Regions from separate parts of the Mus musculus genome. Here region 2 is linked to region 1. The links are chromatin loops, found by intact Hi-C in ENCODE. Cell type or tissue: heart. All regions are shown on one strand. Region 1 holds the start of Zfp536 (zinc finger protein 536). Region 2 overlaps Zfp536 (zinc finger protein 536).

Evidence for each region. A loop is a pair of places that touch in the nucleus more often than their neighbours do. Peaks named below come from ENCODE experiments on the same cell type or tissue, not always from the same donor. Only the 100,000 strongest peaks of a DNase experiment are listed, where the experiment ranks them.
Region 2: it touches region 1 in a loop (2.8-fold over the local background); 1 of 42 quality-filtered maps calls a loop at or near these places.

What each region holds. Positions count from the first base shown.
Region 1 is chr7:37,767,517-37,775,516 of GRCm38, forward strand. It overlaps Zfp536 (zinc finger protein 536), which reads right to left and starts at 2,236. Exons shown (of 6, transcript NM_172385.2): 1 at 2,080-2,236. In heart, a CTCF peak has its summit at 3,010; no DNase peak of the experiment used is centred here; H3K4me3 peaks cover 5,776 bases; H3K27ac peaks cover 2,957 bases; H3K27me3 peaks cover 5,191 bases.
Region 2 is chr7:37,677,176-37,685,175 of GRCm38, forward strand. The region is part of intron 2 of Zfp536 (zinc finger protein 536); the gene reads right to left. Among named protein-coding and RNA genes, the nearest start is that of 4930505M18Rik, 11 kb to the left of the region's middle. In heart, no CTCF peak of the experiment used is centred here; a DNase peak (open chromatin) is centred at 4,376.

The DNA.
Region 1 (8,000 bases):
CAGCTTTTGGAGGCTCGGCAGACATTGCATACCCAAGCACTGCCTTCAGCTCCCCATGGGCAGATCCAACCAGTAGGGCCACATGTCTTGACCAGTTCCTATCTTTTCCCATAATGAAGGCTATTGGCCTCTGGCTTGGACCAACCCACCATGACAGTTTGCTCCATGCCTGCCCTGAGCCTTCCGTGAAGACAGCTCTGACCAGCAGTTAAATTGCTGAGTTGTAAGGATCTGAAGCCTGCTCAGAAGTTAAACACTCCAGGCATAGAACACAATGGGTTTTCAGAGCACTGGTCCAAGAGAATGCAAATGTATTGAAAGCGGTTTTTCTCCAGGTTTTACATAATTACCATTTATGTCTCCAGGAACTGTTTCCCCAGCCCAGTTTAGGGTGAAAGCGTTTTTTTAAAGACTTTCCCTGCAGATGACATATGAGGCACTAACCTTTTTTCATGTGCCCAGATGTTAAGTTCATTTTCATCACATTTATGCAAATTTCATTTGAACAGTAAATCAAAAGAAATCTTAAATCATCGTACACTATTTAAAAATCAACACTAAAGCCGGTTTACTCGCAGCTATCTCTAACATAAAGTCACAGCTAATGAGCTGAGCACCATAGTTCCTTTTCCCATACAATGGCTATAACAAGACCTGAGGTCCTCCACATCCTCCACATGGGAGCATTGCTACCCGTTCACTCTCAAGAGTCCAGTTTCCTCAGATTAACGATGCTCTGTACATCAAAGCCTTCCAAAAGTTTTCCAAACTTTGGGAAATCGGGGGACCCTCAGTCCAGGAGTCTGACAACCACATTAAGTGTCTATGTTAGGCCCTCCAATGCAAAACCTGGGCTCAGTGGCCATGCTTTCAGAAGCTGACTCTTTGTTGGTCAGGTTGGGGTGGGGGATGCTAATTCCTAGGGCGCCGTGTCCTGATTGTCGGGGAGCTGGGCAGAGTGCTATCATTACCAACAACTCAGCCAGGCGGGTAATGGTGAGATCAAGAGACATTTGCACCGCTATCAGGATGACATCATAGCTAAAGCAGCCTTCAGCCAAAGCCCTAGGCTCTCTTAGAGTAGAGGCCAAAGGGCTATGGGGGGAGGTGCCCCCCCCCCGCAACTCCCAGAGCTGGAAGCTGAGTCTCAGGCCCCTGCCATGCAGGGTGGTGGGCCTTGCCCACAGCCAAGTTCCCAGGCAGGCCCAGAAATGGGAAAGACAGCTGGAGTCTTCTCCAACGCAATCTACTTTCCCCCTCCATCCTGCTCACTGCAAATAATACTACTAATAATAACATAGTATGCATTTTTTTCAACAATTTGAAATTGTGAAGCCATTTCCCTGACCAGGGTGGAGCCGGCATGCCATGCCCGCAGCTACATCTCTGCTGTAGAATTGATAGCATTTCCAACCGAATTGTCAATCTGTTGGTGGTGACCCTCTCTTAGGCAAAACAGCTCTCACTCCATTTTTTTCAAGCAATAGAAACAGAGGACGCTGAAGGGGAAGGCAGACTGGAAAGGAAGCCTTCCTACTCTTGTTTTGGTTGCTTTTCTTCCTTTTAAAGCCCAGCAAAACACAGGGGCGCACACGCGAGCGCACGCACACCCTGAGACACAAACCTTAGAATAATGGGGGAGGCATTTGGCGACAAACTGCATCAGCGGCGCGGCGCGACAGGCAACCAACCCCGCTCACTCGCAGCTCAGCTCTCCAAGCCGCGGCAGCGACGGTGGCGGTGGCGGCGGCGACAGAGACCCGTCACCCTCCCAAAGAACCCCTATGCTCAACTCTCAACTGTGTCCCCAAGATCTCCTCTTCAGGCTCGCCTCAACTATGCGCGTGGCCCAGTCACCTCACCTCGCCGGAAAAGTGGAGAGACAGGGTTGGGAGTTGTGTTTAAAAAAAAAAAAAAAAACAGCAAAAAAACAAAACAAAACAAAAAGTTCCTCGAACATCCAGCCCAGCAGATGCAATTCTCCCGCCCGCTGCACACTCTCCCCGAGCCGGCCGGGCACTCGCCCCCAGCACTGCGCCCTCACCTCGGGGCGCGCGGAGGGCACCGCAGGGCACTTACTTGGCACTTGCTTTTGAGTGTGCAGGTCGTCGCGGTTTTCACTTGGGTTTTCAAATAAGTTTCAGGGAGGAAGGAGGCAAAAAAAAAAATCCAATTATGCAAATGGACTCCGGCCGGGGGAGGCGCGCGTTGAATCTGACGCTGCTACTGTATGAGTTCTTGGAGCAGCCCCGGCCCGGCAGATTTATGGGGGCGCGTCACGGCTACGCCAGGTCCCGCCGCCGGAGCATCTCGAAGTTAATTAAAGCGGTAATGTCCACTTTCCTGGCGACCCTCCGTGCGTGGGTTTACTATTTCACCCTCCAACACGACCCAGGAGGGGACACTGATGTGCCCCCCACGCCCCTCTTCTTTCTCTCTTCTTCCCCCTCTTCTGCCTCTCTCTTTCTCTCCCTCCTTTTTCCTCTCTTTAAGTCGCCTGCTTTGCACTCAGTGAACAATGAACAAAGATGTGAGTGATGGGGAAAGATCGCCCCCCTCCCAGCCCAAGCAGTGAGCGAAGCTGGTCTCAAAGTCAAAATCCAGTTGTTAAAAACTGAGAAAGAAAACCAGGGTCTCCACGCTAAGCTCCCTTTCTACACACACGTACACACGCACGCACACATATGAGCAAGCACACCCCACCCCAAGTTCACCTAAGCCCTGCCTGGAGACCTAGGGACCGTGGGGGAAAAGCCAAGGCCCCGGCGCGCGGGGATGCCCAACTCGCGGTGGACACGAGGGGACAGCAGGGACAGGGGAGCTGTGCTCGCTCCGGCCAAGATCATTTCCCGCGCCCCTCCCAGTCTACTGCCCCCACCACTACCCACCGGCCCCCTCCCAACGTCTACACCGAGAGGCCTGGCCCCACGGCCCCGCTCCGGCTGCAGCCGGCCGGATGCGCTCAGCAAACGCGGCCCCTGTCGGATTTCTGCTAAACTGCAGAGCGGCGGCGGCGACTGCCCAGAGAAGCGCAGGAGGAACCCAAGGCCAGCTCGGCGCGCACTCACCCTGCTAGCCCGCTAGTCCTAAAGCCGGTGCCCCGGGCCGCCCACCCGCGCGCACCTCAGAGGATGCACACGCACAGCGCGCTCGAGCCCCGCAGGCAGGGACCGCACGTAGCCGCCGTTATTTTCCGCTCAAGTGAAAACTAAGGCGGCTGACGAATCACGTCTCCTGCGAGGCACCCGTTAGACAAAACAATATCCTGCAAACAAAACCCGGCCACCGCTGCCACCCGCGCGCCAGGCCGGGACCCCGCCCTGCTCCTCCCAGGCCCCAGCCCCTGGCTTCTGCCCGCACCGACCCCAGCCTTCCAGGCTTGCATCCTTCCAGGAAAGAACTCGGGGACTTGAGTGTGCGCTCACCAAGAGGCGGACAAACAGGAAGGACTCACAAACCGGGAGTGAAAAATGGGGGCCACTTAACTTTCCACCTGTCCCTAGAGAAACCTTGCGGGGAATTTTCTCCGAAGAGTTGGTCTCTCTCTCTCTCTCTCTCTCTCTCTCTCTCTCTCTCTCTCTCTCTCTCTCTCCTTTTCTCTCTCTAACTTCCACAGCGCTAATTTCCACCTTCCCTCACTTCTCATACCTTCATGTATGTGGAGATAATCTATATTGTAATTGTTTGCAAAATTGCAACAGATGGGAGCATCGAGATCTGGACACTTCTACTTCTCAAAGAAAACCCTCTTTTTATTTTTATTTTTATATTATTATATTTTTGCCTAAAATACATCTCAAGTCCCGCCTACGACTGTTTTCCTTAATTCATCTTCAAATTTAAAATAAAAATGCCTTGAAGCAAACAGAAAGGCTTATTAGCGACGTTCATTCTCGCTCCAGCCTTGGGTTGGGCTGAGGATGAGCCCCCGCCCCCCCGCCCGCAGGAAAAAAAAATCTTGCTCTTCCCAGGACCACCCCCCAGTGGCCCCCTCTCCTCGATGTTACCCCACCCCCGCCCCCCTCCACACACACACTCGGCCGCACTCCTTCACTCTGATTGGCCTCACGTTTCCAGCTCGGGACTAGCCGGCTCATTTCCCTCCATAACCTGTTACTTATTTATTTATTTCTGTGTCTCAGGCCCCCGCGGGCCCCCGGGACCTGGGCCGGACTGGGGCAGGTGCTGAGGGCGACGCACGTGTATTCTGGCGCCTCTAAGGTCTCGAGGTCCTGGGATCGCCCCCCAGGCACCTCGGCCGGGCCTTGCGGGGCTCTTAGGACGCAGGAAGCCGATGCAAACACAAAATGGCAGGTCTTGGCCGCCCTCTACACCCGTAAGTTAGGCACCCCGTAAGCATCAGCTAACTTTGATTTTTTAAAAAAATAATTGCCAATTACCCCCTGATTCCGAGGTGGAGTGCAGATCGCACCACGTACGATGGCGCGACGGGGGTGGAGGGGGGAGGCGAAGGTAGCCGGGGACCGCCTCACCCCCCCCCCCCCGCCAGCCCCGGCACTGGAGCAAACGGGTAAAGTCGCTGGAGAAGTTTCCGCCGCGCAGCCTCCCCTCTCTCTCGGCTCCCCCGGCCCCCGACCCTGCGGAAAGTTTCCCCGGCCGCGAGCTGAGGCCGGGAGCGCAGGCAGGAGGCGCGGGCCGGGCTGGGTGGACGCCGGATCCCACTGGCGCGCTGAGCGCTCGACCCTGGGGACTCCCTTTCAAAGTAACGGTCCCGGGACTGGGGCTGCGGTGGGAAGGCGGCGGCCAGGGCGCGGGTCCCGCTCTCCGCCGAAGTTCTCCAGCGCCATTCGATGCCGGGTGGCCGCCTCTACTCGGTTTTTCTCCTCCTGTTTTTTTTTTTCTTCCACATACCCCCCCCCTTTTCCTCTTAACCCCCGCTGACAGCTTCTCTCGCCAACGTCACAACCACGGATATTTAATTAGACCATATTTTTTAATCGCGATGGGGTGAGAAGCAACCGGGTTACAGGCCTCGCCTGGTGGGGGGGAGGGGGAGGCGAAGGGGGGAGAGAACCACGCCAAGTGTCCAAACTCACTTTGCCACCTCCCAGAGATCAGGGCCGCCACCACCACCACCTGGCACCCGCGCGCCCCTCCACTCCGCCGCCCCCACCCCCAACCCCAGCCTCCCCACCACCTTTGTTTGCCTTACCTTAAAACATTAAACGCGGGCGTCGGGAGCAAACTCGGGCACGTAAACCGAGCGTTGTAAAAGATTGTGTTCAATGAATAATGAAACATGTCCACATGATTGACTTGATCATTTTCCGGGGCTGAGGGGGGACGGGCGCCCAGCTCGCGCGCCTCAGTCGCCCACTCGCCAGAGCCCGGCCAAGTGCTCTCAGCCCAGCCCGAGCAGGGCAGGCTCGCTTTTCATCAAGCTCATTTCAGAATCGCCCCGTTCATTGATACTCATCATCCAACCCCAGCAGACATCCCATCCCCTGCTCGGCCTCCCCCTATCTGGTAGGTGAAATGCATTGTACCATTAAAAACGCTCTCCATTGTCGCCCTGGCGTAATTCACAGCAACTAGATAGGTCTTTCAGCATTTAGCTTTGATGAGCCGGAGACTGAACCCTTGATATAATAATCTACAAAGAATGGTGTGTGGTCGTCCATTTTTTCTCTCTGTCTAGCAACTAAGAAACCATTTAACACAGCGCAGCTTGCTTCTGACCTTGAGCTCATGTAAACACACTTATTAAAATCTATCTATTCTCCAAGAGCTACATTCTGATTGTCAGACTCGTTACGGAGACATACATCAGCCCCTTCGCTTGTCACTACTTTGCATTCCTGCCTTTAACTAAAGAATTTTTTATCCAGCCGAGAGGCAGAGAGCGATTGCCACGGAGAGAGAGGAGAGAGAGAGACGCGGAAAGGGGGAGAGGAAAACGCGTAATTCTTACCTGCTCCTCAAACTATTTAAAGTCTGTTTCTTTTCTGGGGTGAAAAAAAAAACTCCCGGGTGAATCTCGGTGGACAGCGGGACGTGGAGAATCAGTCACAGCCCGGGCGTTTAAGGGAGTCATCAGCGATCAAATGACGTTGATCCGCGCTGTAACCTTGTGGCGTATTTAATGTAAATAAGGCCGTTATGTTGCCAATCGCCGCGATACAAACACCGAGAGGTCCTCAGCCTCGCCTCCCGCGCCTGCCATTAGAGGCGACTTTATTTACAGACACTATTTAGGAGATCATGATAATTCTAAAACAATACTAGTGCCAAATGATTATGAAAATATGATTTTAATTAATCACGTAGTAGGCAAGGAAATTAGCATACGGTAATTAAACTTCGAGAAAAACGTCATGCAGGTTCTCTGCCTTATGGGTCCAGAATAATCATCGCGGTGGGCTCCGAGACTTAATTACGAAACAAAATAACTTTTTTAAAGGCAACTTTGCAAGGCTGGTCCTCCAGGCGAACGTTTGGGTAAATAATACAAGCCAAGGTATCAAAGTGGGCATTTCAGTGATGGAGAGGGGAAAGATGGGGGGGAAGCCGAATAATGCAATTAAGAATTCTCTGTCCTAGAGTTGACAAAAGCGGGTGCCTCAAAAGCCTCTTTGTTATGGGATTATATAATGATCCTGGTGTCATTATGGAGAGAGAGAGAGAGAGAGAGAGAGAGAGAGAGAGAGAGAGAGAGAGAATTCAATAATAATAAAAGAAGTATGCAGAGACACCAACAAGCAGCTTGCTTTTAAAGAAAGGCTGTCATGTGGCATTGGGTGTACTGAGAGGAGGACAAGGTCCTACAGAGTTGACAAATAAAGGAGATGAGTGAGGAGAGAGAGAGAGAGAGAGAGAGAGAGAGAGAGAGAGAGAGAGAGAGAGAGAGAGAGAGAGAGAATGAGAATGAGGCCTGTGCTGTGCACCGTTAAGAAGGGATGAAGAGAGATCGATTATACAAAATACCCAGCCACTGAGGCACTTAAGCACTGATTCAGGTAACGCAGGTTCCAACTTGTCCGAACTAAGTTCTCCTTCAAGATGACTAGAGGATTTTAAACTCCCGGGCACCACCACAATACATCAAACGCAAAGATACAGAAAAGCTCTCGCCAGCTGCCCACCACCCCTTCAGTTTCAGCGGAAGGATCCACTCAGATGCAAGCAGCAGTTCTAGAGCGAGGGCAAGGTTCAGAAACTTGGAGGAGCTACCAGCATCCGGCCTGGTGGGGTAGCTGCACCAGCTCTAAGAAGCTACTGGCAGTGGGCACTGGCCTGGTCACTGCTGCGGATCCTAAACCGGCTCTAGAGAAAGCCAGTATCATTCTCTTTCTCTCCCTCCCTCACTCTCTCCCTCCCTCTCCCGCTCTTGCATCTTTACACCCCTCCTTTCTGGCTAGGAAAACCTGGAACTGATGGCAAGCTAGTTCTTTGAGACTCTTAAAGGCCTAAAGAGTGTCAAGAGTGCATGAATTAGACCATGTTAGAGTGCATGAATGTATGTATGTATCTTCTGCCACCACCACCACCCCCCCAAAAAAGTTTAGGAATGAATTATTCTCCAATCTGATGTGCTTAAAATTCTATCTGGAGAAATACAAGGTTTGGGGTGGGGTTTTTTCCCCCTTTATTCTGTAGAAATTATCAAGGATAGCACTATCTCTGTGGGAGTGGAGTTGGAGTTCTTTATTTCAGTTCTTCCTGGATCGACTGATTATATTCTGTGGTCTTTTGAACCTGAGACTGTAAGTCAAGTGATTCTTCATAAGTGGCAGTTTGGACAAAGCAGCAAGCAGGTCGAAAGGAAGTGGCCCATATGCACTCTGAGAAAAGGCCCTTTCTCGGGGATAGAAATGAGGGCAACAGTCTCCTGTTAACCCTGCCCCTCAGCACGCCTTGGCCTTGGGGAGACAGGGAACTGTGTTCTGACCTTATCCTTGGGTTCCTAGAGGCGCCTACCCATGCTGAACTGGGATGCCCCTTCCAGTGGCCCCGGCATCCCTCTGCAGCCCTTGGAGCAT
Region 2 (8,000 bases), 90 kb before region 1:
ATACAAAGATATATTTACTCATACACCTGTATACTATTACCATCAATTCAACTACTGATCATTCATCTATCTATTTGGCCATCCATACATCTACTCACCCACCTACCATCTGCCCATCCACCTATCCACCCACCCATCACAAAACTTTCAAAGAAAAGAAGAAAAGTTAGCTCACTGTATGACTTACAGCTAGTGTGTTTCCCTCCTCACCTCCTTCCTCTTTCTCTGCTTACAACAACTGGTCCTAATGTTTCATAGATGGCTACTGTTTGTCATTAACATCTCACCAATGTTCAGCAAGAACAGTAAAAAACAAAAATTGCTCTGAGTAATGCTCTGACTTCACCAGAGGCAGTAAACAGAAAATGACCACCTGATATCATTCATGGTGATTTCTTTAAATGAGCCATCCATTAGAACACAAAGAAAAAGAACATATGACGTTTAAAATATGTACTGCCTAAAACACAATGGATGGATGGATAGATGGATGGATGGATGGATGGATGGATGGATGATGATTGAACAGGTGAATTAGTGATCGGTATATGAGTAAATTAATGGGCAGTTGATGAGATAAACAGATAGGTGATGGGTGGATGGATAGATGCATACACAGGCCCATGGTTGGTCAATCAATAGGTAAATTTGGGGTGAGTGCACAGATGAAAGAATGATATGGTGGCTATGTAGATGGATGGGTGGGTTATAGATGAATTCATGAGTGGATGGGTGGATGAGTGATAGGTGGGTGAATGATAAGTAATGAGTTGGTGGGTAGATGGATGAGTGATGGGTAAGTCAATAGATGGATGGGTATGTGATAGGTGGGGGTATAGATAGGTGAGGGTTAAAGAGTAAATAGTAGATAACTGAGTGGAAGGGTGAAAGATGAAAGGCTGACTAGATGGCTAAAGGGAGGGACGATGGCTTCATTCTTATTCTGCTCAACCCAAGAACCCTGTAATGACACATAACGAAGCACCCAGTCAAGTTCTGATACAGATCATACGTTTATTTTTTTAGGCAGGAATGAATTATTCAGCACTTCTAAATCCAGAACACATCAAACCAAAAACGACACGCTCTGAGCTTTCCTCTTTCCCTGCATACTTAGAGATATCTGTAATTTCTTAAAAAGAATAGAATTATTGATTGTGGGTGAATTAGCAACTCAAGAAAGATCCAGGATGCAAACTGGAGGTGAGGAGGGTGTTGCCCAACAGGAGTTAAGTGCCTGATGATGGGGCCATGTAGAGAATAGAGGAAAGAAATGGGGTGGGCAGAAAGAAATGTGCTTGGCAATGTCAGGGATGATCCTAGAGGGGAGTTTCTCAGCACACATGAACTCACATTTAGCAAGAACTAGAAATCTGTAGTTTTCCAGAAAAGCTCAACCCAGATGATGAGACTAAAAATCCCTTGAAGATCTTCCTGCCCCTGGAGAAGATCCTAGTTTGTCAGGAATACTAGTGTCCCTAGTTCTGGGGTCAGGAAAAAAAATGGATTTCTAGGACCATGGTTCTTCTAGTGATTAAAGTACAAAGAAATCTGAGATCCAGTATGTTCCTCAATCTTTTGTACTCCCCATGAGGTACCAGGACATCAAATGCTGTGAACCTCATTCAATCTTTCCCGTTGGATGCTCTGACTTCCTAAGTTGTGTAAGACACTGCTATGGTCTAGACTGGAGTGTCCCCACAAAAGGCTGATGAATGGAAAGGTTGGTTCCCCATTTGCTAGAAGGTTATTGACAGATAACTGGACTAAGAGGGTACTAACTTCATCCATGGGTTGATATACTGATTAGTAGAAAATGAACAAGACTTTGAAAGACATATCTTATTCTGTAGATAGATGATAGATAGATAGATAGATAGATAGATAGATAGATAGATAGATAGATAGAGATGTATAACTTTCTAAACAATAAACAATGTAATCAATTGACCATGAACTAAAGTCTCTGAATCCATAAGCCAAAATTAATTCTTTCTTTTTTTAAGTTGATTCCTCTTGGCCACCTTGTCATAGCAATAAAGTTGACCAACACAGGTTTGAATAGCCAAACCAGAATGGTGACTGTAAGGTAAGTCTAGGCTTTAGGTCCTCAAGAAGCCTTTCAGGCTTGATCTGTAGGTATTCAGAAAGCCACATATGAGAATGAGGAAGTGTTGGGCAACAGAAGCCCAAAGACCTTAGTGTGTACCCCAAAATAGCCATCACAGCATTTTTTTTATCAGATGAAGTGATTCAGGATAAAGGTATGTTACTACAAAAATTCAGATTACTTCATTTGAACTTGGTCAGTCTTCAGGTGTAAAGGGACCCTTAGAAGCAGGCATGATCCAAGCATTTATCCTACCCAGAAAAGGTGGAAAAACTCCTGGAGGCAAGAAGTGCATAAAAGTAGAAAGATTTGATGTAAGAAAATCTTGACAAGGCACCTTTAAAGGTAGCCAGCACTTGGGAAACTGAGAGAGAGAATAGTGAGTTTGAGGATAGCCTAGTTTGAGGCTATAGGACCAAGTTTCAGGCTAGTTTTAACTATTGATTGGGATCTTATCTTAAACAGCCAAAATAAGATGATATAAGCCAAGTATGGGGGCACAAGATCTTAATGCCTGCACTCAAGAGGCAGAGGCAGGTGACAGTCACCCTGTGTAATACATGGGGCTATAGGAGACAGAGAAAAGCATTTTCCTCATGCTATACTTGACCCTGGAGGAGAACCAACTAACATGCCCAGCCAAGGACCCTTAGAAAGAAGCCCCCATATACACAAGGCTCCTTCCTGTGCCTTGCTGACTCCCAGAATGCAATGCACAAACCACTTGTTGAAGTCTAATTGATCAAAATATATCTCTGCAAGTCTGGGGCATAGGGGCACAGAATTAACAAACTGCCCTTTCCTTCATGAAAAGAGACTGAGCTCTGATTAAAATCGACTAGAATGAGCCTTCTATACATCTACTTTTAAAAACAAGAAGCCACTAATTCAGTTTAACTCAAAGATTAAAGATGATTAAAATTTCTGTAAGTTATCTGGAACTTAGGGAAAAGCAGCCGGTGGTGGCCATCCAACATTGATAGTTGTTGGAAAATAACTTCTGCTGTTTGATTGATGTGGTTAGCTTTTCGTTTGGTTTTGTTGTTGATTTTTTTGGGGGGGAACAGGGTGTCATTCAATGGCTTTTTTCAAGTCATCTTTGAGTACCAATTATATTTCATCAAGGTTAGTAAAATGGTAAAAAGGAAAAAAAAGAAAAGCAGATGTCTGAAAATGAGGATTGCCAGTAATATTGATGGAATCCGGTAATTTCTTTCCTGTGTAGTAGCAGATGAATCCAGACTGTGTACAGCCAGGCAAGGTTTACGGAAACATTCAGGGCTATAAAAAGAACTTACAAGACAATCTCCATGTTTGGCTCACCCCCACCACCCCCAAAACATCACTAAGGGCAATGCTTGTTTCTTTAAAAAAAATTGTTAATTTATAAGAAATTCAACTGCCAACAAAGAGGTCTTCATACTTTTAAACCCTCCAATATTAGCACAATCCCATCTGATGGGTGATATTGATTAATGCTATTAGCTCCTACCAAATATACTTGCAACTTAGTCAATTCTGTCATTTAATAATTTTGCTAAATCTCAAAAAATGGAGACGCAATCTCGCCTGGAAGAAGGCAGCCCTGCTAGTTATTTACAGATTGTAACATTTACATAAGAGTTTAGTTTAACAAGAGATACAAATATAGATAAAACCCTTAGGACTTCATTCTCTGAACTGCCCTCTAAAAATCTGCCCTGCAATTTGCAAACTGAATTTTGTGCAGACTATTCCTGGAAGGCTTTGTGAATTAGGGAGAACTAACTCAAAGCAAGGGCTGGCTAATCACAATTTTGCAAATTGTACGTAGCAATCATCCTCACATTGTGAAATTCCGATCTATAAAATGCTGATGTTTTAAAGTTGAAAAATAAATTAGCTCGCGAGAACTATTTCGCCATAAAAAAATAAATAAATAAAATCAGTCTGAGGCTTTACAACTAAATTATTTGTTTAAAAAAATTAAAAAATAGTCACATTGGTAGCAAATATTAAATAAAAGTAGGATATCATCCAAGCATGTTCCTGCCACAACCATCTGAATGAGAGAGAGAGAGAGAGACAGAGACAGACACACACACACACACACAGAGAGAGAGAGAGAGAGAGAGAGAGAGAGAGAGAGAGAAAGAGAGAAAGAGAGAGAGAAAGAGAGAGAGAGCATGGACTTCCAGGCATCCCCATCTGCATGGCCTGTCCTATAAATACTCACCTGCCAGGAGCACGTGGATTCTATAACTCTCCAGCATGTGCTTGTGGTCATGCCCAGACTTCTATTTTAAATGCCTCCAGCACATTCGTCTATGGTCTGGAGAAGCCTTCTCAGACAGTGCTGGGATTAGTCAATGGTCTTTGACATGTCATCTATTCACTTGCTAAATCCAATTCATGTTTGTCCAGCCTGAGAAGTTGGCAGTTAGCACACATTTGTTTATTTGTTAAACGCAATGCCATGTGGGTTACAAATACTCTAGCAATATCAAACCCCAAGGAAGAGAGAGCAGCCTCAAAGGCATACAGCAAGCCGGTAGTGTATCTGAAACTGGATTTGCCTTGGGTGAAGAGAGCTGACTTCAAAGGGATGTGGGTCACAAGACTCAGGGCTGTTGGCTCATTTCTAGAGAGCATCCCAAAGACACTGGCCCTAAGAGAAGAGTAAGCATCCACATAAGCACATGTTTGAATTGCACACATGAGTCCTCCCTTCATCCTCCACATCCCATACGACATCCAACACAGGAAGCCAAGACAAAGAAGCATACCTGCTCATGCTCACCGCTGCCTGCTGCTTCATAGACACCAAGACCTCTCATGGACTTTGTCTCTAATTGATTGCAATGTTTAATGTTATCTGAAGCAGAACATGGTGGCACACCTGCCATCCCAATACTTGGGAGACTGAGGCGGGAGATTCTTCTGTACTGGCGCCTGCCCTTTTCCTGACTGAGCAGGAACGAGCTCTCTTAGGAGCTGCAGCATCATTCTCTGACACCTTGCAGACTTTCCTCTGTTTTGTTTTGTCTTGTTTTGTTTGTTTGTTTTGTTTTTGTTTTTTTTTTTTAATTTTCTTCTTATTTCTTAGTTGTCACACCAAGCAAAACTAATGCAACTTACTTCTGACCCACGGCCACTCTGGGTATCATAGCTCCTGGAAGGGGCCAGAGCACATTCCTGGGCACCCTATAGACGAGCTTCAGGGTTGGGAATGGCCTCTAGTAAGCTCAAAAGTGCCCACAGTAATATCCTCGGAAGGAACGGGTGCTGTGCTTGTCATGGCCATGCTGCCTGCCCTTTGGGTCTCACCATGGAGACACCCGGCCACCACTTCCCTTCCTCTGAGTGCATCTCTTACCTCGGGCTTCCACTTGCGCAGCCTGCAGCTTAAGCACTTCCTGTAACATTACTTCTACAGAGCAAATATTTATACTAGTAAATACCATCAAAATATGATCTGCATTCAAGTGTTTCCTATAGGTGGTTGTGAGGAACAAGAAGAAGTCGCTGCCTAAGTGGAGAGGAGGGGGAATGGAGCCCATGGGCAGCCCTGACAACTGACAAAGCACCTCCCTGTGGGGCTCTCTGCTCTTGACGTAACACTGCAGCATTAGTAACATATGCCTTCCAACAGCAAGGCCCAGGGGTCCCTGATCGGGTACTCAGAACTCCTCCAGCATGTAGAATCTATGGTTTGCACAGACTCACAGCCAGTAGCCCATACAAGTGCTAGTCTCAAACACACAGGCCTCTGTGCCCCATGGTCTTGGAGGAGATAAAGCAGAGGACAGTGGTGGGACCCAGAGACCAATCTGGGAAAGGCAAGTGACTTAGTGTCTGTGTAGTAGCACCTAGGTCAAGTAGAAAGAACTGCTTCTAGAATTTTCCAAAAGTTCTTCAACACGTTCATCCCACCTCTGGTGGGATGAATGCTAAAGAAGGCACATGCAGAATAAAGGAGAGAGAGAAGGCCTTGCCTTTTCATGCCCAGAACGGTACTCATCACCTTGATGCAGTAGGCCTGGCCTCCCAGATCTCCTTGGCACTCAATATCACTGCTCTTTGAGAAGTTGGCCAGTATGAAAGACTTATCTGATTTGTATTTCCCTTATCAAACATGCAACTCCATCTTTTCATGTATGTGGCACCACCCCAGTGTCTTCTCTAAGTAGCACTGATAAGATTTTTCTCATTGATATTTAAAAGCTCTTCACATATGCTGAATATGAACCCTTTATTAGATATATTTAAAATACTTCCTTGGATGTCCAAGGCAGATGGCTCTAGTGGCCTGCTTAGGACAGCACGTTGGAGATGAAGAGACAGTTTAATGGTTGGGAGCCCTTGCTACTTTTATAGAGGGCCTAAGTTCGGTTCCCAGGATGCATATCAGACAGCCCACAAAAGCCTGTATCTGTAGCTCCAGGATACTAATACCCTATTCTGGCTTTCACACACAACTGAAAACACGTGATACACATCATGCTCATATGTGCACTCTCACATATGCACACGCACAGATAAAATTTTAAAATATTTCATTAAAACAGAAATGAATAAATGCATAAAGCATTGATAGGTGTGTGTATAATGCACGCACACAAAACATTGTTTTGAAGGGCAAATTGTGATGTCCATCAAAGAATTAATTCTTATATACCTTGCAATCCATCAATGCTACATGTAGAAATCTATCCAGAAATACTCAAAGTTATTCACGACATATATACATCATTTTTTTTTTGAGGATTTAAGGAATAAGTTGAACCCAAGGCATTGGGAATGTTAGGCAAGTGCTCTGTCACTTAGCTATGCTCCCATCCCTTGGCTGTTGTCGTTGTTGTTATTGTTGCTGCTGCTGTTGCTGTTTGCTGCTGCTGCTGCTGCTGCTGCTGCTGCTGCTGTTGCTGTTGCTGTTGCTGTTGCTGTTGCTGTTGCTGTTGCTGTTGCTGTTGCTGTTGCTGTTGCTGTTGCTGTTGCTGTTGCTGTTGCTGTGTGGTCCTTAGGCAGTCTCAAAAGTCCAAGCTGGCCTTCCACTCACCTCTCTCCCTCCTCAGCCTCCCAAGCACTGTGACTGCAAGGATGCATCAGCATGCCCTGCATCTGCAGCCATCTGTGCTGCACTGGAAGCAGATAAGCTAAAAGCTGCCACACTGCATTCAAAAGCACAGCTCCATAAAGGCAAGCCTGCCAAAACTTAGAGCGTGCTCAGTCTTTCACTTCTGACACTTGGAGAGAAGAAAGTCCCCAAGTCAAATGAGCAGTCCGACCCGGTCACACACGTGGGCTACAGCTACGATCTTCCTCACCACATCAGTGGTGGAAACCCGTGATCACAGTGTGGTAGTATATAGCATAGCGCACCACTCAGACCACAGGTTCTCCCCATAGTGGGAGGGGAAGACTCAGAAGTAGAGTGGAGGGGGACCCTGGTTCTTCCCAATGCACACATCTGTCCTATAGAATCTGAGTGATGAATACACAGGCATTTTAGAATTAAGCAAGATCATTTACCTTAAAATACAAAACTCTAGTCAGTCCTCTGTCACGAAAACAAGGGCTGAAATCCTTCCCTAGAATTCAAGACCTTCCATCAAGCTCCAACTGTTCTCAGGCCACTCACAGTTCCAAAGTGTCCTATGGCATTGTTCCTGCTTGTCCCTTCTGTCCCTTCTGTCTCCCCTTATACCTACACCCACACCTCGGGAAGCCTTTCACTACCACTTTTCCCACACACACCCTTTCTTCACCCTCAACAATGATTCTCAACCATGTCCTAGGACTTAAGGCTCATTCCCTTGAGGTGTGAGTGTGACCCACTGCACTGTCACCCCATCAAGAGAAGGCCCATATATCAACCTTCTCCCCTTCATGTCTATTCATATAAAATCTC